Regions from separate parts of the Homo sapiens genome. Here region 1 is linked to region 2. Evidence: read pairs that join two places in POLR2A ChIA-PET (ENCODE). Cell type or tissue: PC-3. All regions are shown on one strand. Links, peaks and the distances in the headings refer to the core of each region. The heading gives the core; the rest is flanking DNA.

The links. ChIA-PET counts read pairs that join two places held together with the same protein. Peaks named below come from ENCODE experiments on the same cell type or tissue, not always from the same donor. Only the 100,000 strongest peaks of a DNase experiment are listed, where the experiment ranks them.
Region 1: POLR2A ChIA-PET joins it to region 2 with 23 read pairs; 2 of 35 experiments call an interaction of 5 or more read pairs at or near these places.

What each region holds. Positions count from the first base shown.
Region 1 is chr1:27,649,044-27,664,918 of GRCh38, forward strand. LINC02574 (long intergenic non-protein coding RNA 2574) reads right to left here and starts at 13,679. Exons shown (of 2, transcript NR_151722.1): 1 at 13,634-13,679; 2 at 11,285-11,679. It also overlaps the pseudogene LOC729973. RefSeq lists enhancers at 2,109-3,075, 10,193-10,693, 13,295-13,810, 13,532-13,741, 13,811-14,326 and silencers at 5,468-5,870, 10,803-11,042. In PC-3, for the core only: no CTCF peak of the experiment used is centred there; a DNase peak (open chromatin) is centred at 9,978; H3K4me3 peaks cover 946 bases; H3K27ac peaks cover 1,209 bases.
Region 2 is chr1:27,789,393-27,805,267 of GRCh38, forward strand. It overlaps STX12 (syntaxin 12), which reads left to right. Exons shown (of 9, transcript NM_177424.3): 2 at 170-239; 3 at 4,141-4,240; 4 at 12,286-12,423. Among named protein-coding and RNA genes, the nearest start is that of STX12, 24 kb to the left of the region's middle. In PC-3, for the core only: no CTCF peak of the experiment used is centred there; no DNase peak of the experiment used is centred there; H3K27ac peaks cover 339 bases.

The sequences.
Region 1 (15,875 bases), core at 3,417-11,416, 140 kb before region 2:
GCAGCCTCAAACCTCTGAGTTCAGATGATCTTCCTGCCTCAGTCTCCTGAGTAGCTAAGACTACAGCTGTGCACAACCATATGCGGCTAATTTTTAATTTTTTTGTACAGACAGGGTCTTGCTGTGCTGCCCAGGCTGGCCTTGAACTCCTGGCTTCAAGCAATCCTCCCACCTTGGCCTCTCAATGTATTAGGATTACAGGTGTGAGCTTGGCCTGCACTTTATTCATAAATATATGTTTCCAGATCTGCCTTTCCCACTGGACTCTTGAGGGCCTGGCCCAGAGATGGCATCTCTCAGTATTTGCTGGTTGAATTGAAAAATAACATGTTTAGGTTTCTGGTGGCAGGGTCTGCGGAAGGGGCGGCAGGTGCCATGTCCGGCCACGAAGGTGGCAAGAAGAAGCCACCGAAACAGCCCAAGAAGCAGGCCAAGGAGATGGACGAGGAAGACAAGGCTTTCAAGCAGAAACAAAAAGAGGAGCAGAAGAAACTCGAGGAGCTAAAAGCGAAGGCCGCGGGGAAGGGGCCCTTGGCCACAGGTGGAATTAAGAAATCTGGCGAAAAGCAAGCTGTTCCTTGTGCCTGAGGAGATGGTGACCCTTTATTTCATCCGTATTTAAACTTCTCTATTCCCTGCCATAACATCTTTTGCCCCGTATAGCTGGAATAAAGTGTTATCTTGGAGCTGTTGTACATTTAAGAATAAACTTTTGTAAAAAAAAAAAAAAAATCTTACAGTGGCTCATCATCTCTTTAGTTGTTTTCACTAAGTCATTCCTACCATAACTGTGAATTTAAAAGTAAAACCAGCTCAGAATCTTGCCAGAGTCTGCTCTTTGGTCCTTGTTCTACCCTAAACTTTGTATCACCTGAAATTAAATCAACTCCTTTGAAAAAAAAAAATAACATGTTTATTGAATATTTTTAATGAGCCAAGGATATGCTAAGGGTTTTATATACATGAGCTCATTTAATCTTCACAATGACCATGTAAGTACTATTATCTCATTTTATAGACAGAGAAAGCAAGACTTAGAGAAGATAAGAGCTGGGTGCCTAGCACATAGTTGGTGCTTCTGATTCTTATTCTGAGCTGACTGACTAAATGGATGGATAAATTAAGAAGGGAGAGGTGGGAGTGAGGTGGTCAAGGTTAAGGTGCCAACCTCACCTCTCATCTGGGTTCAGTCATGCCCACAACCATGTCCACCATCTTGTCCCTGGCTCCCAACCACCTGATGGGCCACAGTCCTGGGGAGCTGGCTGCCCTGCAGGGTGTGCTGAAATCCTCTAAGATGAATAAAGAGAAACCTTTCCTGCCAAGCAGCTGACAAGAGTTGCTCTGCCTGAGAATTGAGACTGCAGACTCCGTGGGGAGGGTTCACCTCCAAACCCTTAACAACTACCAAAATATTACAGGAAAAAATTAGCCCAGCTGCTTTCTCAGAAGCCCTAGGGAAATAAAGGAAACTCATTCTTTATTGCAGCAAGAATGATTTCGGTTAGACTGCAGAAGGAACTGACAGAGAAACAGAACAAACCAGAGGGGGAATTCCTTATCAGAGTCAGGAAATGATACGTGTGGGCCCTGTAGGCAGCTTCATAGGGTGAGCCTTGGAAAAGGAGGGAGGCTGAGTGAGTAGGAACCATGGTTCCCATAGTTCCTGCACAGGGGAACCATTGTGTAATGGAGAAGTCATGTCATATCCCCCCCGCCCGTCAACAGCCAAATGAAAAGGCCACGTGGAAAGAAGAGAGGGAGGGCACCCTGAGACAAGGAGCCCATGTGGTCACATGGGAGGTATTCCTGGAGGGGCAGGGGTGAGAGGAGTGTGAAGGTGTCCCAGGGAAGGAGAAGGAAGTCACATTTATCAAACCCCTGCTGTGAGCCAGGACCATGCTAAGCACTTTACATCTGGTGTCACATTTCATCCATTCATTCAACAAATATTTACTGAATGTGCCAGGCCCTGTGCTAGGGCCTGAGGAGAGGGCTGTGAACAAGGCAGCTCCAGTCCCCTCCCCTCTTGGAACTTAGAAGTGGAGGAGACAATCAACAGATGTGTGACATCACTGGTGAGACTCGCTTTGAAGAGAAGCAAAGAAAGGAAGGGGCTAGAACGTCTTGGCAATCAGGGGTCAGGGCTGTGTAAAAGAATTTTTTTTTATTTTTGTATTTTTTAGGTGAAAGAAGGCCTCTTTGCAGAGGTGACATTTAGCAGTGACCTGAATAAAGTGAGGGAACTGTGAGTGCAAAGGTCCCAAGGCGAGAGTCTGCCTGGGGGCCGGTGTGGCTGGAAGACAGTGAGCGAGGGGAGATGAACTGAGAGCTGTTCAGCAAGGATGTGCTCACGCTGGTGGGCCTTCTCCGCTACAGGAAGGATATTTGGTTTTATTATCAATGTGATGGGAAACCACTGGAAGGTTTCTGAGCAGGAGAGTAATATGGTTTATTTATTTATTTATTATTTATTTGTTTATTTATTTATTTTTGAGAAGTAGTCTCGCTCTGTCACCAGGCTGGAGTGCAGTGGCACGATCTCAGCTCACTGCAAACTCTGCCTCCCAGGTTCAAGCAATTCTCCCAAGTAGCTGGGACTACAGACGTGCACACCACCACACCTGGCTAATTTTTGTATTTTTAGTAGAGAAGGGTTTCACCATTTTGGACAGGCTGGTCTTGAACTCCTGGTCTTGAACTCCTGGCCTCAAGTGATCCACCCGCCTCGGCCTCCCAAAGTGCTGGGATTTCAGGTGTGAGCCACCGTGCATGGCCAAACTTAGTATCCTTTATTTTATTTCATTTTGAGATGGAGTTTCACTCTTGTTGCCCAGGCTGGAGTGCAATGGTGCAACCTTGGCTCACTGCAACCTCCACCTCCTGGGTTCAAGCGATTCTTCTGCCTCAGCCTCCTGAGTAGCTGGGATTACAGGCATGCACCACTACACCTGGCTAAATTTGTATTTTTAGTAGAGATGGGGTTTCTCCCTGTTGGTCACGCTGGTCTCAAACTCCCGACCTCAGGTGATCCGCCTGCCTCAGCCTCCCAAAGTGCTAGGATTACAGGCATGAACCACTGCACCCGGCCCTCAGTATCCTTTATAAAGCTTTCCCTACTAGAACACACAGATCTCCCTGATTCTTTTTCGTAGCCATATAGTATTCCATTTTGTGGATGGACTGTGCTCTACCTAGTCTAGCCCCTTACTAATCGACAGTTGGGTTGTTTCCAGTCTTTGGCTATGGAAACAGTGCTGCAGAGAATAACTTTATACATACATCATTTATTACTCATGCAAGTCTATCCGAAGATGAATTCCCAGAAATAGGTTATCTGAAGGTATTTTGATAGATTTTGCCAAAATGCCCTTTTACCAATTTATATTCACACATGTGAGAGTCATGTGTGAGAACATGTGTGAGAGTAGTACTATTTCCTCATAGAAATGCTCACAGAATATGTTATTCAGCTTTTGGGGTTTTTTTGGCCAGACTGATAAGACATCGTATCTTAGTCCATTTTGTGCTGCTATAATAAAATCCCACAGAATGGATAATTAATCATAAACAGAAGTGTATTGGCTCACAGTTTTGGAGGCTGGGAATTCCAGGATCATGGGGCCCACATCTGGCTTGGGCCCTCTTGCTGTGTCATCCCATGGTGGAAGAGCAAAGAGAGGGTGACAGAGAAGAAAAGGGAACTGAACTTGCCCTTTTATAATGAATCTGTTCCCAGAATAATAATCCCACTCCTGCTATAACAGCACCACCAATCCATTCATGAGGGTGAAACCCTCATGACCTAAACACCTCTCCTTAGGCCCAACCTCCCAACACTGTTGTATGGGGTTAAGTTCCCAGCACCTGCTTTTCGCGGCGTAATGTTCAAACTGTAGCAATATTCTAGTCTAGTTTTTCTGGTTTGCATTTCTTTTGAGTTTGAGCTTCTTTTTATGTGTTTAAGAATCACTTATATTTACTTTTCTGGGAACCGTCAGTTCATATGCTAGGCCTCTATTTCTTTCTTTTTTTCTTTTTTCTTTTTTTTTGAGATGGAGTTTCGCTCTTGTTGCCCAGGCTGGAGTGCAATGGCGTGATCTCGGCTCACTGCAACCTCCGCCTCCCAGGTTCAAGCGATTCTCCTGCCTCAGCCTCCTGAGTAACTCGGATTACAGGCAGGCGCCACCATGCCCAGCTAATTTTTTTGTATTTTTAGTAGAGACGGGGTTTCTCCATGTTGGTCAGGCTGGTCTTGAACTCCCGACCTCAGGTGATCTGCCCACCTTGGCCTCCCAAATTGCTGGGATTACAGGCGTGAGCCACCGCGCCCGGCCTAGGCCTCTATTTCTATAAGATTAATCAATTTCCTGGAATTCTTTCTAAATAAGCGAGATGTTCCCTTGTCTGTGATTAGAGTTGTAAATATTTCCCCCAGATTGTCATTTGTCTTATGCGTTGATTTATAGTGTTTTTCCATGCAGAAGTTTTTGATTTTTATATAGTTGACTTTATCAATCTTTTCTTTTTACAGCTTTTTGATTTTTGAGTCATGGTTAAACTTTCTCCACTATGAGATTATACATTCTCCCATGTTTTCCTCTAGTGCCTTTACGGTTTTATTTTGATTTTTCAAACATTTAAATATTTTATCCCTTGGGAGCTCATCCTGGTGCTCAGTGTGAGGCACGGATCTAATTTTTTTTTTCCTAGTTGGCTACCTAGGTGTCCCAACACCATTTATTAAAGAGTCCATTTTCCACTTTGAGAGGACACCTTTATCAAATACTAAATTCTCGCGTGCAATTAGGTCTATTTCTGGACTTTCTATTCTAGTCCATTGGTCTGTTTGTCTCTTCCTGAACCAAACCAAGTGGTTTTAATTATTATTTTTTGTTTTGTTTTGTTTTGAGACCGAGTCTCGCTCTGTCGCCCAGGCTGGAGTGCAGTGGTTTGATCTCGGCTCACTGCAACCTCTGCCTCCTGGGTTCAAGCAATCCTCCTGCCTCAGCCTCCCAAGTGGCTAGGATTATAGGCACCCACCATCACGTCTGGCTAATTTTTATATTTTTAGTAGAGAAGGGGTTTCACCATGTTGGCCAGGCTTGTCTCGAACTCCTGACCTCAAGTGATCCACTCGCCTCGGCCTCCCAAAGTGCAGGGATTACAGGCATGAGCCAGCATGCCCAGACTTAATTATTTATTTATTCTTATTTTATTTTTTTGAGATGGAATCTCTTTTCATCGTCTAGGACGCTGGAGTGCAGTGGCATGATCTCGGCTCACTGCAACCTCTGCCTCCTGGGTTCAAGTGATTCTCCTGCCTCAACCTCCTGAGTAGCTGGGACTATAGGCGCCTGCCACCAGGCCAGGCTAATTTGGCTAATTTTTGTATTTTTTTTTTTTTTAAGATGGAGTCTCACTCTGTTGCCCAGGCTGGAGTGCAGTGGCATGATCTTGGGTCACTGCAACCTCCAACTCCCGGGTTCAAGCAGTTCTCTGCCTCCGTCTACCAAGTAGCTGGGACTATAGGCATGCACCACCACACCCAGGTAATTTTTGTATTTTTAGTAGAGACAGGGTTTCACCACATTGGCCAGGCTGGTCTCGAACTCCTGACCTCAGGTGATCCGCCTGCCTCGGCCTCCCAAAGTGCTGGGATTACAGGCGTGAGCCACCATGCCCGGCTCTTAATTTTTGTATTTTTAGTAGAGATGGGGTTTCACCATGTTGGCCAGTCTGGTCTTGAACTCCTGACCGCAAGTGATCCACTCGCCTTGGCCTCCGAAAGTGCTGGGATTACAGGCGTGAGCCACCCCATCAAGCCCCAAGTTGTTTTAATTTTTGAGGCTTTAAATATTGTTATCTAACAGTAGTCAGTGAGTGTTGCCTTTTTTTTTTTCCAGAATTTTTCTGGCATTCTTTTTCTTTCTCTCTCTTCTGTCCTTTTTTTGTTTGTTTTTGGGGGTGGGGAACCTCAGGAGACCTCATGGGATTTATGCCTTTGCAGGAAAAAGAAAATCAATAATTACATGTTATTTGGTAGTGGCTAAGAAAAAAAATAAAGCAGGTAAAAGAGCAGAAGGCAACTAAGGGGTAATATTTAGATAGGCAGCCAGGGAAGTCCCCTGGATGAGGGGGAGATACCTGAGTGAAGGATGGGAGACCACGTGGCTACCTGGGGGAAGACATGCCTGGCAGGGCCAAGGGCAAATGCAGAGGCCTGAGGCAGGAGCACGCCTGGCATGCTGAAAAACAGCAAGGCGGCCAGTGCAGCTGGAAGGGAGTGATCAGAGCAGAGAGTGGGAGGCAGTGAGGTAGATCACGCAGGGCCTTGTAGGTCACAGCAAGGACATTGGCTTTTCCTCTGACACCAGGAGCCATGGGGGGGGCGAGGGGGTTGAGCAGAAGAGTGACATGTTCTGACCTCCGTTTTAACAGGATCACTCAGGCTACTGCGTGGAGTGCAGACTGCAGGGGTGAGGGTAGCGGCAGGGAGGGCAATAGGATTTGGGATGGGTGAATAAATTGTAACTTGGTTTCCTTGTCCATTTTCCCCCATCAAACTGTGAGCTTTGCAAGGACAGGCCCTGAGCTTATTCAGCTCTATGAGCCAAGTGCCAGGCCCAGAGTAGGCGCGGATAAACACTGTGTGAGGAAGAAGGGTGGGAAGACAGAGGAGGAGACAGGAGGCAGGAGAGGCAGAGCCCCCTGGGAAATGGCTCTGCAAAGGCCACAGAAAGAAGAGGAAGCAGACATGATGACAGAGCCTGTTCCCCAGCAGGAACCAAGGCCAGGAAGGGCTGAAGCTGGGGAGCTGGGCCCCCAACCCCGGATCTGTGGCCCCCATTAACAATCAGGTTATGTGCAGTTTATGCTGGAGTTCTGCCAACAAAAGGACCCTGGCCGGGGGGGGTGGGGTGGGGATCTGTTCCTCAAGGTGAAGGTGCAAAGGTGAGGTGGCCTGGCAGAGAGGAGAGCAGCTTTCCTGAATCCTTGCACACAGAGGCCCTGAGAAAGGATAATTCACCCCCTTTATAGATGGTAAGTTGAGGCTCCATGAAAGAAACAGACCTAAGTGATACAGCAAATAGGTGGCCTGGCCTAGTTTCAGGGGCTTGGCCTCTCCAAAACACCTCCTTGGCCACTACCTAATTTGGTCGGGGTCCCCTGCAGTTTTAGGGAGTGACTAAATACAGAAGGAAGGGATGACTCCTGTTATTCAGCCAGCTCTTAGCTGCTGCCAAAGCACAGCTGGTGAGTCCTCACTGTGGGCGGGACCCAGCTTGGGGAACAAAAGCCACAGGACACTTCAGGACCTCATGAGGCTTAGGAAAGAATTGGCCTGGAAGTAGGGCAGATAGACAAGAGGCACCAAGCTGAGGGGCAGAGGAAAGAGGTCAGGCTTTGAAGTTAGGCCTGGCTTTGCCACTATCTTGCTGTGTTATCTTAGGTAACTAGCACCTCAGTTTGCGCATCTGTAAAATGGGAACGACAAGTCCTGCTTTATAGGGCTGGCATGGGGGTTGAAAGGGGCAACAGAAGTCCAGTGCTACCTGAAAGTGCTTCCTTCTTAGCTTCCCCGCTCCCAGACTGGGGACCTGCTATCCCTGTCTTCAGCAGATGCTGGTTGGCTGCTCCTGAGCAAAGGGGAAATGGGCTGCGATGGCGGCTCAAGTCCCAGGCCTACAAATGGGTACAGGCTGTGGGGGATCTGGCCAGTGCTGACACCTAGGGGCTCTTTCAGGATTAGGTGAGCTTGCACATGCCCTCAGGACAGTTGAGTAGGTCTTGGCTCTGCACCAACTACCTCAGGCAAGGTAATCACTCTCTCTGGGCCTCAGCTCCAGGGAATCTCTTCGGCAATGGTTGGGGGTGGGCAGGAATTAGAGGTCTTCTAATTGCAAACGGAGTGGGCTGCTTCAAGAGTAGTGAGCTCCCTGCCTCTGGAGGTATGTAAGCAGGGACTGGACAAGCACTGGGTAGAGATTCACTCACTCATTAATTCAATAAACTCCTACTGAGATTCCATTTTGGGCCAGGGCCTGTGGCCATCATTGTCATTAGGAGATATAGTGACAAGGCATCTTTACTCTCCTGTAACTTACATCTTTTTTTTTTTTTTTTTTTTTTTTTGAGACGGAGTTTCCCTCTTGTTGCCCAGGCTGAAGTGCAATGGCGCGATCTCGGCTCACTGCAACCTCCGTCTCCCAGGTTCAAATGATTCTCCTGCCTCAGCCTCCCAAGTAGCTGGGATTACAGGCGCCCACCACCACGACTGGCTAAGTTTTGTATTTTTTTAGTAAAGATGGGGTTTTGCCATGTTGGCCAGGCTGGTCTTGAACTCCTGACCTCAGGTGATCCACCCGCCTCGGCCTCCCAAAGTGTTGGGATTACAGGTGTGAGCCACCACACTCGGTCTCCTCTCCGCCCCCTCCCCTTCCCTCCCTTCTCTTCTCTTCTCTTTTTTTTTTTAGACAGGGTCTTGCTCTGTTGCCCAGGCTGGAGTGCAATGGCTTGATCTTAAGCTTAACTGCAGCCTCAACCTCCTATGCAGAAGTGATGCTCATGCCTCAGCCTCCCGATTAGCTGGAACTACAGGTACATGCCAGGTATGCTCAGCTAATTTTAAAAAATTTTTAGTAGAGGCCAGGCATGGTGGCTCATGCCTGTAGTCCCAGCACTTCAGGAGGCTGAGGCGGGTGGATCACCTGAGGTCAGGAGTTCGAGACCAGCCTGACCAACATGGAGAAACCCCATCTCTACTAAAAAAAATACAAAATTAGCCAGGCATGGTGGTGCATGCCTGTAATCCCAGCTACTTGGGAGGCTGAGGCAGAAGAATTGCTTGAACCCGGGAGGTGGAGGTTGCAGTGAGATGAGACCACGCCATTGCACTCCAGCCTGGGCAACAAGAGTGAAACTCCATCTCAAAAAAAAAAAATTTTTTTTTAGTAGAAATGGGGTCTTGCTATGTTGCTCGGGGTGGTCTTGAACTCCTAGCCTCAAGCAATCATCTCACCTTGGCCTCCCAAAGTGCTGGGATTACAGGTGTGAGCCACCACCACTGCCAACCGATAACTTACATTCTAATGGGGAGACATTAAATACTGCCAAGACAGTATGTGTTCTATATTGCAGAGGCTGGTCATGAACTCCAGCCTCCAACCCATAGAGAAACTGACTTCTAAACTGATTTTTTTTTTTTTTTTTTTTTTTTTTTTTTTTTGAGACGGAGTCTCGCTCTGTCGCCCAGGCTGGAGTGCAGTAGTGCAATCTCGGCTCACTGCAACCTCTGCCTCCTGGGTTCCAGCGATTCTCCTGCCTCAGCCTCCTGAGTAGCTGGGACTACAGGTGCATGCCACCATGCTCGGCTAATTTTTGCTATTTTTAGTACAGATGGGGTTTTGCCATGTTGGCCAGGCTGGTCTTGAACTCCTGACCTCAGGTGATCCGCCCACTTTGGCTTCCCAAAATGCTGGGATTACAGGCATGAGCCACCACACCTGGCCCTAAACTGAGATTTTTTTTTTTTGAAGGATAAATACAAGTTAAATAGGGAAGGGAAGAGTGTTTAGGTCTGAGAGAAAAACAGGTGCAAAGGCTCAGAGGCGAGAGAGACATGTATTTTCAAGCAGCTGAAAGTTCAACGTGGGCAGAGGGAAGGAGGCAAGGAGGGGAGTGGCTGCGCTGAGTGAGGTCAGCAGTCACTCACCAGTCCTCAGCTGAACTGAGACCCACCTTAGGGGTCAGGATCCATCCTCTTCCATGATGATCAGGGATGAGGAGTTAGCCAGGTAAAAGGTGTGAGGGGATGGCTCAGGGAAGAAGTGATCCCAGCAGAGGTTTGTGTCACTGGGAGAGAGGAAAGACAGCTGAAAGTTGAGTCTGGCTATAGCCTGCCTGGGGGCTTGGCTGAGAAGAGAGACCTTGGTATTGTGGCCTGTGGGTCTTGCCAAGTGGCCTGAGGGCCATACGGAGCCTCTGAATGGTTTTGTGCAGGGGAGTGACTCAACCTTGGTAGGAACATGCAGGAAGGTTGTCCTGGGATGCCCTTTAAGGTCTCAGCAGACTGAAACCTCAAAGAGCCTCTGGGGAGCCCAGCCATCTTAGGCACAACCTCATTCGAGCCATCAGGGAGGATGAGAAAACTCACTTGTCAGAGGAACCTTAGAGAAGTCAAGAGACAAGGCTGGAGGGCCCTGAGCTGGGGGGTGGGGAGCATGGGGAAAGAAGAGGGTGAGGGCTCAGAAAGGCAAGAGCCCCGACACCAGGAGGCGGTGCCTGCTCTTAGCTTGCCACGGACTCCATGATTCAAGAAGGCCTGGCCCCCAGGACCCTGGGACTAGAAAGGCAATTGACTCATCCTAGGATGGGGGAAGCCTGGCCCCGGAGGTTAAGTGAAATTGCTCTAAGACACAGAGCACATCAGCGGCAGGATCAGGAAGAAACTAGTAACCCTGGAGCACCTAGCACCAGCACCCCTAGTGCAGGGTACTTCATACCTCGCATCATCTAACGCAGGTGTCGCTTCATTTTACAGATAAGCGGACTAACGTCCACAAGTCATGGACTCCTGTTCTGGGTCACACAGAGTTAGGGCTAAGAAACCAGGTCTGCAGGCGCCTAGTTTCCCGCAGTTCTTCTGGGTCTGAGTTTGGGGTGGTGGGGAAGAGGCGAGCGTGTCAAGGAGGGTGAGAGGGAGGGTGGGGCTGTGTTTCTGGGACTTTCCTCGCTGAGGTCAGAGGCACCGAAATAGACGCGCTGCAGCGAGCGCCCGGAGGCCCGGTCACACCCTGTGCCCGGCCCGCCGCGGGGAGCGGTCCAGCCGCAGCGCACGAGCCCTCCGCCGTCCCACTGCCCCCCGGAACCGCGCGAGCCTCGCAAACCGCTCGGCGCCCAGTCTCCACCTCGCCGGCTTCATGAACGTGCCCCGGGAGACCCCGACGCCCTGAAGCCGGCGCGGCCGCCCCACCGCCCCACCGCCCCACCGCCCCACCGCCGTCTGCGCGAACGCCGGGCCTCCCCCTCCGCCCATCGCTGCCACCATCTCTACTCCGACGGCTGCGGCGGTGGGTGTGGCCACCGCGCTTGCCAATCAGGAAGTGAGGGCCGGCTCCGGACGCGCCCCGCTGTTACGTCACTCCGACGGCCCCGGATGCCCCGCCCAGTGGCCTTGCCTGGGAAAGGCGACTGGGGCACCGGTGGGTGCGGACCCTCAAAGGGTGAAAATAATTCCCGTGTGAATTGCGCGCATTATAACTGCTCTAAGAAATGCAGCCAGGGCATTTTAAAATGTATTTTTTCAATCACTCCTCTTCCAGCCATTTATCCGTCCGTCTGTATGTATGTCTATCCAGTCAGCCAAAGTAATTGGGTGCCTCCTGAGTGCCAGGCGCTGTGCTGGGTTCTAGCTATAAAGAGAGATGAACCCTCTGCTTGTCCTCAGGGAGCTCATAATCTAGGGCGGAAGCCTGATGGTAACAAATGCTCATGCCATCGTTTTCATTGCAGTCATGATTCATTCTGGGACGGTGAGATACAGGCTGCTGCAATAACCAGGTGTCTAACTTGGATTGGGGCTCAGGTCCCTGTAGAAGTTACATCGAGCCGACTCCTGAAGCAACAAGTGTTCCAGGCAGAGGGAAGAGCTTGTGCAAAGGCAATGAGGCTAGCAGGCTGGAAAATAAGGGAAAGGAAACTGAGTGAGATGAGGCTCTGGAGGTTTACGGGAGCGAATTATTTAAGACCTTGGAGGCCATAGTAAGGAAATAGAATTTTCTTCTAAGTGCTGTGGGCAGTCACTGGGTACTTAGTGTTTTAAAATCTCCCTACCTCTGTGTGGAGAATAGACAGGAGTGGATACGGGAGTAAGAGTGGACACAGGGACACCTAGGAGGTGCCCTCCAGCATGGAAGGTAGTAAGCTAGATGAGAGGGAGGCTACTGTGGGTGGGACATGAACAGATTCAATAAATAATTAGAAGATACAATCCTCAGGCAGGTGGGTTGATGGATTGAATATGGGGGTGGGTGAGGCAGAGGGAGTTAAGATTAAGTCATTCATTCATTGGACAATTATTTATTGAGCCCCTCTAGATGCCAGGCACTGTTCTACAGAGGCAGACTCTCTGGGTTCAAATCCTTGTCCTGTCACTTGCTAGCTGCTTGCCTTAGGGAAATTATTTAACCTCTCTGTACCTTGATCTCTTCATCTGTAAAATGCGGATCCTAAGAACACCCGAGAGAATTATTGTAAGGATGAAAAGAGTTAATATATGTAAAACTTTGGACCTGGGTGTTTGGAGCTGGGCTCTGAGGCTGAGGACTGGGACTTGGGTACTTGGGGTTGGGTACCCGGGCCTACTTCTTGGAGTCACCAAGACTCTATGTCTTTACTGGCTTTATACAGAAAATTAAAAGAGTGACATGGAGAGCAAGCTGTTCCCACACCGTGAGTGAGACACAGGTATCCATACAATTTTAAGCTCTCAGATGATTCCAAGGGGCAGACAAGTTGGCAATTACTATGGTAGAGAGAAACAAGGAGGCAATTTTAAAGTAGGTGGTCAGGGAGGGCTTCTCTGAGGAGGTGACATTTGAGTGAAGACCAAAGAGTGCAGAAGGAGCCATCACTGAAAAGTTAGGGGGAAAAGCCTTTGGGAAGGTGTCTGGCCTAGGCACCGGCATGCCTGGAGGTGTCTTTGGCCCAAGTGTGAAAGACTGAAGGAGAAATGGGCTTAGTTTGGTGGGTTCCAAGGATAGTGATCATGGCTGAGTGAAGACCCCTACCCCTTCTGCAGATCAGAACCTGGAGCAGTTAAACCACGCTGTGCCCTGGTAGCTGTGGGTGCTGGGAGGCAAGCTCTACTGGTTCATCAAGAATTTGTGGTCAGGCTGAGGCAGGCAGATCACCTAAAGTCAGGAGTTCAAGACCAGCCTGGCCAACATGGCGAAACCCCGTAGCTACTAAACATACAAATATTAGCCGGGCATGGTGGCACGCACCAGTAATCCCAGCTACTCGGGAGGCTGAGGCAGGAGACTCGCTTGAACCCGGGAGGTGGAGGTTGCAGTGAGCCGAGATCGCACCATTGCACCATTGCCCTCCAGCCTGGGTGACAGAGCGAAACTCCATCTAAAAAAAAAAAAAAAAAAAAAAAACTAGCTGGATGTGGTGGTCCATGCCTGTGGTCCCAATTGGGAGGCTAAGGTGGGAGGATCACTTGAGCCCAGGAGGTCAAGGCTGCAGTGAGCCGTGATTGTGCTACTGCACTCCAGCCTGGGCGACAGAGCAAGACCCTGTCTCAAAAAAAAAAAAAAATCTCTCCTGTGGGCCCATGCCATTTGTTCACACAGATAATGAACCAGTGGGCCTCTGCCAGCTTCTGACTTGGCACTGGACGTTTCTCTGGGAACTGGTGCTTGGAGCGGGGAAATGGGGGCTGGATTTCTGGGACTGGGTTCTGAGGCTGGGGACTGGGACTTGGATACTGGGGGGTAGGTGCTTGGACTTGCTTTTTGGAATAACCAAGGCTCCATTTCTTTACTGGCCTCTACAGATGAGCCTGTTCCCTAACCTGACTATCCTTTCTGTGGCTTCACGGCACAGAACTTCACAAGTGTGACCTTACCTTGTCTCAGCTGTCTGTTCCATGGAGACCCAGAAAGAGGGAAAGAGAAGGCTGCTCTGGACCTGTTCATGGGGCCTTCCTGGGACCCCTTTTCCGCCCGCTAAGCCAGGAAGCCTATGCTCCCTCATCTTCCACCCCTCCCCCAGCCATCTGCTTAAAGGAAGTGGCTCCTCTGTTCTTCACAGGAAGCCACAGGCCTCCCCTGCCTCGGCAGCCTCCAGCTACTGTTGCCCCAGACCCTCGGCTGGCCCAGACCCCCCTTTCCAGGCAGAATCTAGTGATGCCCAGTTCCCAGCATCCCCCTCTGCTGCCCAGCCAAGAAGTGCGTGTGGTGTGCTCCTCTCGTTAACTTTCATCCTTGTGACTTGGGTCTGGGAGCGCAGGCAGTGAGCCTGGAGGTGAGACCTGACTACAGGAGTTTGGAGATCCCCAAGTTGTAGGACTGAGGACTTGAAGGGAAGAGGAGGTGGGCCCTGGAGGGATTCTCTGATGGACCACTCTTGTGAGCTTCAGTAGCTCCTGCTGCTGAGCAGGGGCGAGGTCTATTCATTTCCGTCTCTATTTAACCCTGGTTGCCTGCCCCAGAGAGGGCTGTTGGTAATCGTGGAGCTGCTAAAGGCTGATGAGGGCTGATGGAGTCCAAGATAGGACTGTACTGCCACCTGGTGGTCAGATCCGCACATAGCACCATGAAATTGTGAGAGCCCCTGCCGGGAGAGTGGTGATTCAAGGGTATGGGGGACCTGGAAGGCCCTTAAAGAACAAGGAAATCCCTAAAGTATTTTATTTAAGAGCAAGACGCTCCTAACTTGAGCACTGGAGAAAGACATTCTAGGTCTGGACGAGAGTTCAACTCCTTCCCTTCCCCATTTTACAATCTGGGAAACAGGTCCAGAGAAAAGTGATGAGGACAGAGAACCTCTACATTGGCAGTCAGAGATGGGATCTATTTTTGGACTCTTTTTTTTTTTTTTTTTGGAGACGGAGTCTCACTCTGTCGCCCAGGCTGGAGTGCAATGGGGTGATCTTGGCTCACTGCAACCTCCACCTCCTGGGTTCAAGCGATTCTCCTGCCTCAGCCTCCCGAGTAACTGGGACTACAGGCGCCCGCCACCACACCCGGCTAATTTTTGTATTTTTAGTAGAGACAAGCCCTGCTAGTTTCTAGTTACCCTCATTTGTGACCAAACATGGTATCGCCCCGCACCGTCACCCACTTTAGTCACCAAAGTTGGCACTACAGAGTGGCTTTTGGCTGCTTCCAAAAATAAAATTCATCCTCAGAAAGCCAGGATCTGACAAGGCTGAGGGGACTCAGAAGCATGCGCTTCAGGCTCAGCAGATGTTTTAGAGGAGGAAGCCCTGGAGACCACAATATGTAACACCCCCAGCCCTAGTTTTGAAAACAAAGAAGGCCGAGTGCAGTGGATCACGCCTGTAATCCCTGCACTTTTGGAGGTCGAGGTGGGCAGATCACTTGAGGTCAGGAGTTCGAGACCAGCCTAGCCAACATGGTGAAACCCCGTCTCTACTAAAAATACAAAAATTAGCCGGGCGTGGTGGCACACACCTATAATCCCAGCTACTTGAGAGGCCGAGGCACAAGAATTGCTTGAACCCAGGAGGTGGAGGTTGCAGTGAGCTGAGATCTCACCACTGCACTCCAGCCTGGGCGACAGAGCAAGATTCTTCGTCTCAAACAACAACAACAAAAACAAGGAAGCTGGGACCCCAAGAGAGTACTTAACTTGTCTGAGGTGACTCAGCCCTGGAGCTGGGCGGGGACACAGCCATGTGTCTCTCTGAAGGTTGCTGCCAGGGAGGCATCTAAAAGTGCATTGAGGCCAGGTGCGGTGGCTCACGCCTGTAATCCAAGCACTTTGGGAGTGATCCTCAGGCGGATCACCTGAGGTCAGGAGTTCAAAACTAACTTGGCCAATGTGGCGAAACCCCTTCTGTACTAAAACTACAAAAATTAGCTGGGGGCGGTGGCAGGTGTCTGTAATCCCAGCTACTTGGGAGACTGAGGCAGGAGAATCGCTTGAACCTGGGAGGCAGAAGCTGCAGTGAGCCAAGATCACGCCACTGCACTCCAGCCTGCGCAGCAGAGTGAGACTCTGTCTCAAGAAAAATAATTAATTAAAAGTGTGTTGAGCATCTCTCGACTCGCGATGGTGAATTCTGGTGTGTGTTCACCCTTCTGCCACAGGCTTTGCAGATAGGATGATTGTGGTCCCTGGCA
Region 2 (15,875 bases), core at 2,538-10,537:
AGTTTTTGGAGGAATGTGTGTGTCAAGGTTTTGATCATAGCATGGTCTCTATTAGTTGCATGTATTAATACTTATTCTGAATGGGAAGAGACCAGGAATCTTAGAAGTAGGGTACTCATGATGAATGTATTTTTCTTTTAAATAAATCTTTTTCTTCCTATCTCCCCAGCTGCTCAGATAAAGAATTTGATGAGCCAGCTAGGAACTAAGCAGGACTCAAGCAAGCTACAGGAAAATCTGTGAGTAACTTCCTGACAAGGTTGGGTTTTGTGAGGGCCATTTGAGGACACAGTGTCCTTGCCAGACAGCAGCTTAGGTTTCAGGTCTGGGAAGTCAGAATGAGAGGCAGTGGGTCATGAGATAAGAGCTGGATCTAAAAGAGGGGCGGGGCAACAAAGTATATTAATGGATTGTAATTTCCGTTGCCTTTCAAAGTCTTTGAACTCTGGTTCTTTCTCCTCTTGGGCAGTTTAGCAGAACAATTTAGGGAAGTAGAAAAGGGAATTCGTACCACTATTAAACTATATTCTGCTCACAACTCTGCCTAAATGAGCTTCCTTGTTGGCGTAGGACTCCTCATGATCTAGTCTAACTGGATTTCCAGCTACAGTCAGCCTTCCATATCCATAGGTTCTGCACCTGTGGGTTCAACCAACCACAGATAGAAAATATTCAGAAAAAAAAAGGAAGGTCTCTACTGAAGATGTACAGACTTTTTTCCTTGTCATTACTGAAACAATATAGTAGAACAATTATTTACATAGTATTTACATTGTATTGTGTCTGGAGTTAGTTCCTTCTGGTGGGTTCTTGGTCTTGCTGACTTCAACAATGAAGCCGTGGACCTTCGTGGTGAGTGTTACAGCTCTTTAAGGTGGTGCGGACCCAAAGAGTGAGCAGCAGCAAGATTTACTGTGAAGAGCAAAACAACAAAGCTTCCACAGCGTGGAAGAGGATCTGAGCAGGTTGCTGCTGCTGGCTGGCGTGGCCAGCTTTTATTCCCTTATTTGTCCCCACCCATGTCCTGCTGATTGGTCCATTTTACAGAGCACTGATTGGTCCATTTTACAAACCTCTAGCTAGCCACAGATTGCTGATTGGTGCATTTTACAATCCTAGCTACAGAGTGCTGATTGGTGCATTTTACAATCCTCCTGTGAGACAGAAAATTTCTCAGAGTCCTCACCCAACCCAGAAGTCCAGCTGGCTTCACCTCTAAGTATTAAGTAATGTAATCTAGAGATGATTTAAAGTATATGGAAGGGGGTGCTGGGTGCAGTGACTCATGCCTGTAATCCCAGCACTTTGGGAGGCTGAGGCGGGCAGATCACCTGAGGTCAGGAGTTCAAGACCAGCCTGGCCAACATGATGAAACCCTGTCTCTACTAATAATACAAAAATCAGCTGGATGTGTGGCAGGCACCTGTAATCCCAGCTACTCAGGAGGCTGAGGCAGGAAAATAGCTTGAACCCAGGAGGCGGAGGTTGCGGTGAGCCAAGATCGCACCATTGCACTCCAGCCTAGGCAACAAGAGTGAAACTCTGTCTCAAAAAAATAAAAATAAAAATAAAAAATAAAGTATATGGGCCGGGTGTGGTGGCTCACACCTGTAATCCCAGCGCTTTGGGAGGCTGAGGTGGGCAGATCACCCGAGGTCGGGAGTTCAAGACCAGCCTGACCAACATGGTGAAACTCCATCTCTACTAAAAATACAAAAATTAGCTGGGCATGGTGGCGCGTGCCTGTAATCCCGGCTACTTGGGAGGCTGAGGTAGGAGAATCACTTGAACCTGGGAGGCGGAGGTTGCAGTGAGCTGAGATTGTGCCATTGCACTCCAGCCTGGGTGACAAGAGCGAAACTCCGTCTCAAAATAAATAAATAAATAAAGTATATGGAAGGATATGCATAGGTTCTAGGCAAATGTTACACAATTTTATATTAAGGACTTGGCAGGAGGCCTGGAACCAATCCCCCGTGGATACTGAGGGACTACTGCATATGTAATCAGAATGGCCCAAGGGGAGCCTGAGGGAGAGAATAGTAGACTGATAGTAGGGACTCCTGATTCTTTTTATCACATCCTTTTCTGCTCCATTTCTGCTTTTAGTGCTATTCTTCATCTTTAAAATGTTCTGAGCAAGCCGGGAGCAGTGGCTCACGCCTGTAATCCCAGCACTCTGGGAGGCCGAGGTGGGTGGGTCACGAGGTCAGGAGATCGAGACCATCCTGGCTAACACGGTGAAACCCTGTCTCTACTAAAAATACAAAAAATTAGCCAGGCGTGGTGGCACGTGCCTGTAGTCCCAGCTACTTGGGAGGCTGAGGCAGGGGAATCGCTTGAACCTGGGAGGCGGAGGTTGCAGTGAGCTGAGATCACATCACTGCACTCCAGCCTAGGTGACAGAGCAAGACTCTGTCTCAAAAAAATAAAATACAAAAATTAGCTGTGCGTGGTGGCTTGCGCCTGTAGTCACAGCTGCTTGGGAGGCTGAGGCAGGAGAATCACTTGAACCCGGGAGGCGAAGGTTGGAGTGAGCCAAGATCGCGCCACAGCACTCCGGCCTGGCGACAGAGCAAGACTCCATCTCAAAAAATATATATATATAATATAAATATAGTATATAAATATATATAAAATATAAATATAGTATATAAATATATCTATAATATATATAAAATATAAATATAGTATATAAATATAAAATATATAGTATATAAATATATAATATATATCTATATATGTATATATCTATATATGTGTATCTATATATGTATATACATATATATGTATCTATATATGTATATACATATATATGTATCTATATATATGTATATACATATATATGTATCTATATATATGTAGATACATATATATGTATCTATATATATGTAGATACATATATATGTATCTATATATATGTAGATACATATATATGTATCTATATATATGTAGATACATATATATGTATATATATATCAAGCAATATTTTTTGTTTCCTACCCTAGACAGTGTGAGGTAAGAGAATGACTATTATTGTGAGCTTTTTCCAGGGAAATGTGAAATATCTCTGGATATTTTCTACTGCCTGGGATGTTCAAGCCACTGATTGGGTACCTCTTGCTTTTGACTCCTTTTTTTTAAATCCTGGAGGCCCATTTGCAGTACAGAAAAACCATTAATAATTAGTGTGGTGTGTTAGCCCATTTGGGCTACTATAACAAAATACCATAAACTGAGTAGTTTATAAACAACAACTTTATTTCCATGATCTAATCACCCTCCAAAGGACCCCATCTCCTAATATTATCACCTCGGGAATTAGGATTTCAACATATGAATTTTGCAGGGACACTAACATTCAGATCATAGCATGTGGTTTCACTGTCGTCTCAGAAAGCCTTTGTAGAAATGGCTGGATAGTAGAGGAAACCACAAATGAAAAGAGTACTTTTTGTATTTCTACTACTTTAAGTTCCACTTAATATACTACATATTCTTTCCTCTTCAATTCCCCTTCCTCCCTACTCCTTTTGTATTTTTAACAGGTAAGGCTTCTTTGTTTTGGAGGGAAGAGCCAGAAACTCAGGTATAAAGAGCAGGTAGGAAGCCAAGGATAAGGCTAGAAAAGAGCCAGCTTTTTAAAGCAAGAGCATGGGATTAGATGTTTGGAGGTTGTTCCCTAGGGTAGGTAGGAAGCTACGCTTTTAATGCACATTTCATCTAACTGTCTGTGCCTAGATTCTAGTCAGTGGACTGTGGCAGTCAACTCCTGGACAATAAGAGAGTTCAGTATGTTTAAACTACTTGATTTAGGTGTGGGCGGCAATTGTTCTTTTTATATTTTTATCAGAACTGCTGATATGCTTTTCTTCTCTTCCCAAAGAGTTAAAATTCCCGATCTGTGCTTTCTTCAGCAGGCTATTGAAGCAGATTCTTTCTGCTCAGTGAAGATACCTTGAAGTGGGTTTGCCTGGGTAATATTTCTGGAATTTTGTTGTGAACCTGGGCATCTAGGGACTCATTTCTTCAAATGGCCCTTCATTCCCTACGTTATGAGACACTCTGAGAACAAAGTGGTTCTGTGTATAACCCTCTCAAGAAGTGACAACATCCTGAAACATATCTTTTCTCTCTTAGGCAACAGTTACAACACTCCACAAATCAGCTCGCCAAGGAAACAAATGAATTGCTGAAAGAATTAGGGTCCTTGCCCCTTCCCTTATCTACTTCAGAACAGGTTGGTATTTTCTGTTTTGTTTATTAATAGGAAAGGACTTTGTGTTAGTAGAAAGGCAGTGTGTAGAACAAAAAAAAAATAAGTTGGCCTTTGGTGCTAGATAGATAGACCTCCTCTGCACCTCAGTTTCTTATCCATCAAGTGGGGGATATGTGACTGTTGGGGCAATAGAAAGAATGTACACACCAGATGTGGCAAAGTGTCTGCGTCTGGTAGGTAATCAATATGTGGTGGCTGCTGCTATTATTAACATTATTAATATATTAATAAAATGGAGTTAACTGAAGAGAAATCTCAACATTTGCATCTCTTTGGGGTTTGGCTAGCAGTTTTATGTTTGTAGGCTTCCTCCTTTCTCCTAGTTTTTTTTTTTTTTAATTATTATTATTTTTATTGTTGTTGTCGTTTTGGAGACAGGGTCTCCCTCTGTCACCTACGGTAGAGCGCAGTGTTGAAATCATAGCTCACTGCAGCCTCCCACTTCTGGGCTCAAGCAGTCCCCTCCCCTCAGCCTCCTGAGTAGCTGCAACTACAGGCATGTGCCACCACACCCAGCTAATTTTAACAATTTTTTTGTACAGACATGGTCTTGCTTTGTTTCCCATGCTGGTATTGAACTTGTGACTTCAAGCAATCCTCCCACCTCAGCCTCCCAAAGTGTTGGGATTACAGGCGTGAGCCCCATGCCCAGGGTTCCTAGTTTGTTTTGTATCCATTATCTTTACATTTTAATGAAACATCTTTCTTTCATGTTTTGCAGTTACCTTCATGTTCTGTCATGAGTTATTCACAGGTCTCACTCAGGTTAAGGAACTGCTCAGGGAAAAAGGGTTCTCTTTTCAAGTCATTTTCTTCAGTGGCCATTTAAATCCTTTAGAAACACACAATTTTTACTGAGATTCATTGTTCCCTTAATATGCCACATTCCTGAAGTCAGATGTGCCCCTCCTTCATTGTGGCTTGACTTGTCATTCATGATCTACCTCAGGTCTCCAGTAAAAAAAACTTTCTCCGTCTACCTTCCTATTATGATCCTGTTTTGCTTTTAGCTTCTATACCATTCGTGGGGGCACTTAACTTGTATTGCTTTTTAAATTTTATTTTATTTTTGAGATAGGGTATTACTCTGTCACCCAGGCTGAGTGCAGTGGCAATCATAGCTCACTGCAACCTTGAACTCCTGGGCTCAAGGGATCCTCCCAACTCAGCCTCCTGAGTAGCTGGAACCACAAGTGCGCACCACCACACGCAGCTAAATTTTTAAATTTTTTGTAGAGATGAGGTCTTGCTATGTTTTCCAGGCTAGTCTCAAACTCCTGGGCTCAAGTGATCCTCCTTTCTTGGCCTTGCAAAGTACTGGGATTATAGACATGAGCCACTGTGCCTGACCTTTATATCGTTTTTTATGATTGAACGTTTTAAATGATAATGTCCTATATCTGATGGCTCTGAAGACAAAGCCTTTCAACTTCCCTGTCGTGGGTTGTTTTTCAAAGTATGGGTTGTGGCTAGTGGAACATGAAGTCATTTTAGTGTATTGAGATCAGCATTTTAAAAAACTTAGAGTAGAAGTATCAGAGTCTATATTATGTAATAATGGTAAATATTGTTATATGGAACTGTTGTTTCATACATACATATGTGTATGTATGGATGGATCATGATGTCAAATTCTTTTTTTTTTTTAATTTGAGACAGAGTCTTGCTCTGTCGCCCAGGCTGGAGTGCAGTGGGATAATCTTGGCTTACTGCAACCTCCGCCTCCCAGGTTCAAGCGATTCTCCTGCCTCAGCTTCCCAAGTTGCTGGGATTGCAGGCACCCACTACCACGCTCGGCTAATTTTTGTATTTTTAGTAGAGATGGGGTTTTGCCATGTTGGCCAGGCTGGTTTCAAACTCCTGACCTCAGGTGATCTGCCCAGCTAGACCTCCCAAAGTGCTGGGATTACAGGCCTGAGCCACCACACCTGGCCCATGTTGTCAAATTCTTATTGTAAATCTCTGTCAAAAAAAAATTGAAAATCACTAGTTTAACCTGATAAACTGTTCCATGTAGCATATCTGGAGTTTTGGCCCCCACTTGCAGAAGAGAGAGGAGGACAAGATGCTTTGTCATCCTGCTACAAAGTAGTTACCCTTTGGTTGTCTATATACGGGCTGTTTATTCTAATTATTACTCATGCTGATGTTTCAGTTATGGGCCATTTCCCCCTTGCCATCCAATATCTCCAAACTGCTGCCAAGTTACCCATTTCTTCCTCCTAACCATGCACTTAGGGAATACACACTTGTAGACAGTTTTCATAGTAACAAAAAAGGAGTTGAAGGGTCTAATGCAGAGTAGTGAAAGTATTTAAGAGTTAAGTAGTAGCCTAAGCAAAATATAAATAGAAAATCAAATCTGCTACCAAAACAAAATTCATCAAACATCTTCTAAAACCAAATAGAAGTTATTTTTGGATTATGCATGCTGTTGTTCCTTTCCATTATCTTGGATCATTAAGAACACGAACTAGATCTACAAACATACTCTCTCTGGTGAAATATAATTCCTTGATTCCCCTCCTCTTGTTATGCTCTGTATCCTTTTGTCTTTCTACTCTTTTCTCATCTAATTAATCTTAGCCCCATCACCCGTCTTTTCATTACTATCTTATACATCAAACCATACTCCTACTTTCAGTTTTTTTCCATACTTATATACTATCATCAATGATCTAGTTACCCAGTCCAGTGGCTTTTGAGGTTTTTTGTTCGTTTGTTTGAGACAGGGTCTCACTCAGTTATCCGGGCTGAGGCGCAGTGGAGTGGCGCAGTCGTGGCTCGCTGTATCACTGTAGCCTCAACCTCCCAGGCTCAAGTGATCCTCCCACCTTAGCTTCTCGAGTAGCTAGGACCACAGGCATGTGCCACCACACCAAGCTACTTTTTAAATGTTTTATAGAGACAGAGTCTTGCTATGTTGCCCAGGCTGGTCTCAAACTCCTGGGCTCAAGCAATCCTCTCTCCTCAGCCTCCCAAAGTGCTGGAATTACAGGCATGAACTGCCATACCAGGCCCTTTGTAAAGAGTTTTTTTTTTTTTTTTGGGACAGAGTTTCGCTCTTGTTGCCCAGGCTGGACTGCGCAAATGGTGCAATCTCGGCTCACCACAACTTCCACCTCCCAGGTTCAAGCAATTCTCCTGCCTCAGCCTCCCGAGTAGCTGGGATTATAGGCATGTGCCACCATGCCCAGCTAATTTTGTATTTTTAGTAGAGATGGGGTTTCTCCATGTTGGTCAGGCTGGTCTTGAACTCCCGACCTCAGGTGATCTGCCAGCCTTGGCCTCCCAAAGTGCTGGGATTACAGGCATGAGCCACCGCACCTGGCCATAAAGAGTTTTTATTCACTTTTTTTTTTTGAGACACAGTTTCACTGTGTCACCCAGGCTGGAGTGCAGTGGCGTGATCTGCACTCCAACCAGATCAGTGGCATGATCTGCACTCCAGTGAGCAAAGGCTCACTGCAACCTTTGTCTCCCAGGTTCGAGCAATTCTCCTGCCTCAGACTCCCAAGTAGCAGGGACTACAGACGCACACCACCACGCTAATTTTTGTATTATTAGCAGAGACAGGGTTTTGCCACGTTGGCCAGGTTGGTCTTGAATTCCTGACCTCAAGTGATCCGCCTGCCTCGGCCTTCCAAAGTTCTGGGATTGCAGGTGTGAGCTACCATGCCTGGCCTATTCACTTTTTTTCTGTTTCCTTTGATCCTCTTGCCTATCCCGTCTGCCCTGAAACTTTCTTCTTGCCATGATTCTCTTTCATTGTGTCCCCCAACTCTGGAGATCCCCAGGTTGAGTCAGCCTCCTTCCCGGACTTCATATCCTCCTAAGAGTGGGCATGCCCCAAGGTTGTGCCATTGATCCTCGAATTATTTCACTGTATGCTTTCTCCTTAGGAGTCACCTGCTTTTATGACCTCCCTTTCACCTTTATGATCATGACCTCAGATCTTTTTCCAATCTAACCCCTTCACCTCTAAGTGCGTGGCCCATATCTTCAATTCATGTTCTGACATCTCCTCCTGAAATAAACTACCTTCATATAAAACTTGTCTTATACTGAGTTTCTCATGTTTCTCCCAAACCCCTTAACTAAGTTCATTGACAATACTTAACATCACAGAAAAGTTTGTGCCTTTTGACCTAATATTCTCACTCATGCTAATTAGCCCTAAGGGGAAAAAAAATTCTGAAGGTAAACACACACACACACACACACACACACACACACAGAGTCTATATACTCTGGAGCCAAATTTCCTGGATTTAAATCCATCTTTGTCACTTACTGTGTGATCCTGGGCAAATTACATAGCCTCTGTGGTGCTTTGGTTTTCTGATGTGTAAAGTTGGGACTATAATAATGCCTAATTTATAGGTCATTGTATAGATAAATGAATTATTATGTAAAGCACTTACAGTAGTACTGGTACAATTTAAGCACTATATAAATATTAGCCATTACATTGGGGCTTACTTTATAATATTTAATAACTGTGAAAAATCTAGAAGGATTATTTACATAAAATTTAGGTCAACTTGATGGAATATATGTAAGCGATTAAAGATCATGGCCGGGCACAGTGGTTCACACCTGTAATCCCAGAACTTTGGGAGGCTGAGGCGGGTGGATTGCTTGAGTACAGGAGTTTGAGACCCAGCCCGGGCAACATCTCTACAAAAATTAGCCAGGCACGGTGGCTCATGCCTATAATCCCAGCACTTTGGGAGGCCGAGGTGGGCGGATCACCTGAGGTCAGGAGTTTGAGACCAGCCTGACCAACATGGCAAAACCCCATCTCTACTAAAAATACAAAAATTAGCCAGGCGTGATGGTGGCCACCTATAATCCCAACTACTCGGGAGACTGAGGCAGGAGAATTGCTTGAACCCAGGAGGCGGAGGTTGCAGTGAGCTGAGATTGTGCCATTGCACTCCAGCCGGGGTGACAGAGCGAGACTCCCTCTCAAAAAAAAAAAAAAAAAAAATCGCGCCACTGCACTGCAGCCTGGGTGACAGAGCGAGACTCCATCTCAAAAAAAGAAAAAAAAAAAAACTCGTGCCACTGCACTCCAGACTGGACGACAGAGCGAGACTCCGTCTCAAAAAAAAAAAAAAAAAAAAAAAATTAGCCAGGCATCGTGGTACACATCTGTAGTCCCAGCTACTCAGGTGGCTGAGGTGAGAGGATCATTTGAGTCTGGGAGGTTGGGGCTGCAGTGAGCTGAGATCACACCACTGCACCCCAGCTTGGGTGACAGAGCAAGACCCTGTCTCAAAAAAAAAAAAAACAAAAACATAATTGTGAAGAGTATGGTAACATGGAAAATGTTTATGATGTATTTAAAAGTTATGATAATATTTTTGCACGGTAAGGTTAGGGAATGATGTCCTCCCCGTTATTGTTATAATTTTGTTTATGCAAAAATAAAAATCTCAGAAGAAAAGGGTTGCTCATCTAAATTTGCTTTTAGTATTACCATCACTCTTCCAGGTTTGAAATTTCAGTCATTCTTGACTTTATCTCTCTTTCCCCACCACCAGTCAAAATGTTTCTTAAATTCATTTCTTTATGATTTTATTACTGATACTGTGTCCTCCTAACCTTAAACCTAGACTATTGAATTAGTGTTCTGTTTGACTTGTTTCTTTTTTCCATTCCACCTTTGTGTAAACGGTGACCCAGGTCTCATCACAGACTAATTTTTCTAAGTTACTATTTTGTACCCATGATGTTTCTTGCTCAAAAATCTTCATTGCTCTTTGTTCTTTAGAGGTTGAACCCCAAACTCATTAGCTTGTTTTTTTTTTTGTTTTTTTTTTTGAGACAGAACCTGGCTCTTTTGCTCAGTCTGGAGTGCAGTGGCGCGATCTCAGCTCACTGCAACCTCCACCTTCCAGGTTTAAGCAGTTCTCCTGCCTCAGCCTCCCAAGTGGCAAAGGACTACAGGCGCACGCCACCACGCCTGGCTAATTTTTTGTATTTTTAGTAGAGACATGGTTTCACCATGTTAGCCAGATGGTCTCCATCTCCTGGCCTCGTGATCTGCCTGCCTCATCCTCCCAATAGCTTGGCGTTTTGTTTTGTTTTTTGAGACGGAGTTTCACATGTGTTGCCCAGGCTGGAGTGCAATGGCACGATCTCAGCTCACTGCAACCTCCACCTCCTGGTTCAAGCAATTCTCCTGCCTCAGCCTCTCAAGTAGCTGGGATTACAGGTGCCTGCCACCATGTCTAGGTAATTTTTTCTATTTTTAGTAGTGATGGGGTTTCACCATGTTGGCCAGGACGGTCTTGAATAATTCCTGCCCTCAAGTGATCCACCCACCTTGCCTTCCAAAGTGCTGGGATTACAGGCATGCGCTACTGCGCCCGGCCTAGCTTGGCATTTAAAACCTGCTGTGGTTGGCCCCTTTCTTAACTTTCCAATTTTGTATTTTAGCTACTCTCATTACTAAACGTGTAGTTCCAACCAAACAGTCTGTCTAGAGATCCTCTTCAAGTTCTGCCACCATGCCTTTGCTCACACTATTCTCTTGCTTGGATTTGCCTTACCCCTTCTTTCTGCTTATTCATGCCTTCCTCTTACTTCACTGTCCACCTTCTCTTGAGGCCTTTCTTGGCCGCTTGAGTTCTTACTGATTATTCCTGCCCTCTGAACTCCTGTAGTACCAATTGGATATAGCAGTTATTTATAATAACTTTGTTACTTGTCTGTCTATATCCTTTATTTACAAATAGACAGCTGTTTGAGGTCAGGGGTGAGTTTTTACTTCTGTGTTCATAGAACAGGACAATGCTGTCAGTATGTGGTGTGTGTGTGTGTGTGTGTGTGTGTGTGTGTGTGTGTGTGTGTTTTGTTTTGTTTTTTCAGACAGAGTTTCACTCTATTGCTGAGGCTGGAGTACATGGCATGATTTCAACTCACTGCAGCCTCAACCTTCCAGGGTCAAATGATCCTCCTGCCCCAGCCTCTGAGTAGCTGATGTGTACCACCACGCCCGGCTAATTTTTTTATTTTTTGTAGAGATAGGATTTTGTCATGTTGCTCAGGCTGGTCTTGAACTCCTAGGCTCAAGTGATCCTCCTGCCTCAGCCTCCCAAAATACTAGGACTATAGGCATAAGCCACTGTGCTCAACCTCAGCATATGTTTTTTGAGACATAGAAGTAACAAGCTTAGTAGAGGTAGTCTGTAGATAAATGAAGTACTTACCAAGTCTCAAAGATTTTAAACCACTAAAAGCCTGTGAAATGCTTCTATAGTTTACAGGGAAGCTGTGAATTCAATATAGATGAATAGGGTTTTAACATTTTAGCTAAAACCCATCTCTGTTTGGATTCAACTGGAGTCCAGAGGTATTTATTCTCTTTTATATTCTCCAGGGCACCAAAATTCTGAATTGCAGTTCTTTGGAGATTACTTTAGAAGTTAAATACAGGCTGGGCACAGTGACTCACGCCTGTAATCCCAGCACTTTGGGAGGCCGAGGCGGGCAGATCACCTGAGGTGAGGAGTTCTACAATAGCCCGGCCAACATGGCGAAACCCCATCTGTACTAAAAATACAATAAAAAATTAGCCAGGTATGGTGGTGGGTGCCTGTAATCCCAGCTCCTCAGGAGGCTGAGGCACAAGAATCGCTTGAACACGGGCGGCAGAGGTTGGCAGTGAGCTGAGATCATGCCACTGCGCTCCAGCCTGGGCGACAGAGCAAGACTCCGTCTCAATAAAAAGAAAAAAAAAAAAAGAAGAAGAAGTTAAATGCAACCCAGTTCCAGGTTTGTCAGAATGAAAGAAGAAAAATTCTGACTTGGTCTATAGTATTAACCAGGGACTTGAGCTAGCAAAGAGCAAATTTATTAATTTAAAGAAGAGACTATTTCATAATAATTTTCCTAGTTGGAAATCTTTAAGGGGTATAATTTTACTTTTAAGGGAAATTAAAACCAAATGATTCTGGGTTAATATGAAATCTCAAGTTCTTGCTTGATTTCCTTAGCGCCAGCAGAGACTTCAGAAGGAACGCCTCATGAATGACTTCTCTGCAGCCTTAAACAATTTCCAGGCTGTGCAGAGAAGGGTATCTGAAAAGGAAAAGGAGAGTATTGCCAGAGCAAGAGCTGGATCTCGTCTTTCTGTAAGTTGATTCCCAAAAGAAGACCTTTGCAATATCAGAATGTTCTTTTCCAAGTTTGTGGGTTTTTTTCTTTTTCTCTTTGACCAATAAACATGTAAGTTAGCTGCTGTGAAAATGGCAGGTTGGTGTAACCTATGTAAAAAACATATATGCATGTGATCAAAGCCTAGAAAGGAATCTGAATGAAGGTTAAGAGATATAGGAGGAAGAACTATGTCTAATTTTCTTTTTCATTTTGATATATTGGTTTTAACGTTAAAAACTTGAAAATAAAAATAATGAATCTGTTTCCTGGAATATAACAGGCTAGTTTATTTGGACTAGCCCTCTGTTTTTGAAAAGGATTTTCAAATACTGGATTTTAAAAATCCAACTTCTCAAAAGTATCAAAGATTATGAAAATATTAAGGTAAAGCCTGAGAGGTCAGCAGAATACTGAAACTGCTTTTGCATTGAATGTCTTTACTGAAGGCAAACTTGAACTTCAGTTTTGATATCCTCATGGCATGGGGAGGATAAAAGTCAAAGCCAAAGGTCCATGCAAGAGAGAGAATATAAAAGAAGGTACAACTCAAATTAAACTGGGCCCTAAGAGACTATATCCTTAGAACATTAAGTCAAAAGTAAGCTCTTCTATCCCCCGGCAGATTACAGAAAGATTGCATTAGCACTGAACTGAGCAGATGGAGGAGGAGGGCAGGAGGGAGGAGAAATCTAGACAAGGTTACCACAAAGTAACCTTCTTCAGGCAGATTTTCTGCTCAAATTCATCCTACCTGAATGGTTCAGTGGTCCTGGACTGGGAGAGCCACCTATGTGTGGGATAGAAGCAAACACAAATTCCTTCTGTAGAAAGACACCTTTATCCTAGCCCTGAAATAATACTCTCAAATAATTTTTCTAGGGCAGTAAGTACCAGTCACTAAAAATAACCATGTGTGCAAAGAAACAAATTACTCTGAACAAGAATTAGTAGAAACAACAATGAAGTGAAATATACCTACAAAGACTTTTTATATTAGAATTATAAGACAACTATACTTATTGTGTTTAAAGACATAAAAGGCTGAAAACCTCTGCAGGAAACTACACAAAGATTTGAAAAAGTGTCAAAAGAATTTCTAAAATGGAAAGATATAATATAGAAATTTAAAAACTTAGTGGATGGGTGGTTTAACTAAAAAATTGGTTAGAATATATTATCCAGCATGTAGCATAGGGGGTTAAGAGGTTAAATACGGAAGAAAGATTATGAAAAATGGAGAATGGAGAGAAAAGATCTAACGTAGTTTTAACTGGAGTTATAGAGTGAGAATAGGGCAAACATAGAACAGAGGTGATATTTGAAGAAATAATGAGTGATAATATTCTAGAACTGATTAAAAACACTAGCCTGCAGTTTCAAGAAGCCTAACAAATCCCAAGCAGGATAAATAAAATCTCTAATCTAGATACATCAAAGACAAACTTCAGACCAGAGACAAAGAGAAAAATCATAAAGATAGCTAGAGAAACATTAGAATACCTTCAAAGATACAATAGTTAGATTGACAGTTGACTTCTCAACAACAGTGGAAGCCAGTAGAGTGCTATCTTGAATGTTGATGAAGGACAATAACTGCCTACCTAGGATTCTAAACCCAGTGAAAATATATGTCAGAATGAGGGCTAATTAAAGACATTTTCAATCAAAAGAGAGTTTTCTGTCAGCACATCTTATTGAAGGAAATTCTAAATAATGTATTTCAGATGGAAGGAAAGTGATCTCAGATGGAAAGTCTGAAAAGCAGAAAGAAATGAAGAACAAAAAAAGTGGTAAAGATGTGAAAAGACTAGTCACAGGGAGAAGACATTGCTATATATATTTAATAGCAAAGGACTAGCATTTAGAATATATAAAGAATTCGGCCAGGCGTGGTGGCTCACACCTGTAATCCCAGCACTTTGGGAGGCCAAGGTGGGCAGATCACGAGGTCAGGAGTTCAAGACCAGCCTGGCCAACATGGTGAAACCCTGTCTCTACTAAAAATACAAAATTAGCTGGGCGTGGTAGCGCGTGCCTGTAATCCCAGCTACTCTGGAGGCTGAGGCAGGAGAATCGCTTGAACCAGGGAGACAGAGGTTGCAGTGAGCTGAGATTGTGCCCCTGTGCTCCAGCCTGGGCGACACAACAAGATTGTATCTCAAAAAACAAAAAACAAAACAAAAAAAACCCCAGAATTCCCATGAATCAATATGAAAAAGAAAGATACAACTCAATAGAACAAAAGTTGTCAAACTTTTTAATCTCAGGAACCCATTACACTCTTAAAAATCATTAAATTCTGTGGCCGGGCGCAGTGGCTCATGCCTGTAATCCCAGCACTTTGGGAGGCCGAGGCGGGTGGATCACCTGAGGTCAGGAGTTCAAGACCAGCCTGGCCAACATGGAGAAACCCTGTCTCTATTAAAAAATACAAAATTAGCCGCGCATGGTGGCGCATGCCTGTAATCCCAGCTACTTGGGAGGCTGAGGCAGGAGAATCACTTGAACCTGGGAGGTGGAGGTTGCAGTGAGCCGAGATTGCACCATTGCACTCCAGCCTGGGCAAAAAGAGTGAAATTCCGTCTCAAAAAAAAATATCATTAAGTTATCTTCTTGAATCTTAAAAAAAAAAAAAATTACTAAGGACCTGTATTAGTCTGTTCTCACTCTGCTATAAAGAACTGCCCGAAGCTGGGCGTGGTGGCTCACGCCTGTAATCCCAGCACTTTGGGAGGCTGAGGCGGGCAGATCACAGGGTCAGGAGTTCAAGACCAGCCTGGCCAACATGGTGAAACCCCATCGCTACTAAAAATATAAAAAATTAGCCGGGCATGGTGGCAGGTGCCTATAATCCCAGCTACTCAGGACGCTGAGGCAGGAGACTCGCTTCAACCCGGGAGGCGGAGATTGCCATGAGCTGAGACCGCACCGCTGCACTCCAGCCTGGGCAACAGAGTGAGACTCCATCTCAAAAAAAAAAAAAGGAAGAAAGAACTGCCAGAGACTGGGTAATTTACTTTAATTTATATTGAAGTATTTAATTTATATAGGAAAGGGGTTTTGTTGACTCACATTTCCACATGTCTGGGAGGCCTCAGGAAACTTACAGTCATGGTAGAAGACACCTCTTCACAGGACCGCAGGAGAGAGAATGAGTGCGGAGAGAAGGGGAAAGCCCCTTATAAAACCATCAGATGTTGTGAGAACTCAGTCACTATCACGAGAACAACAAGGGGAAAACTGTCCCCATGCTTCAGTTTTGTCCATCTGGTCTCGCCCTTGACACGTGGGGATTATTACAATTCAAGGTGAGATTTGGGTGGGGACACAGAGCCAAACCATATCAGACCCCAAAGAAGTTTTGTTTATATGAGTCATATCTATTGATGTATACTGTATTAGAAATTAAAACTGAGAAAAATTTTAG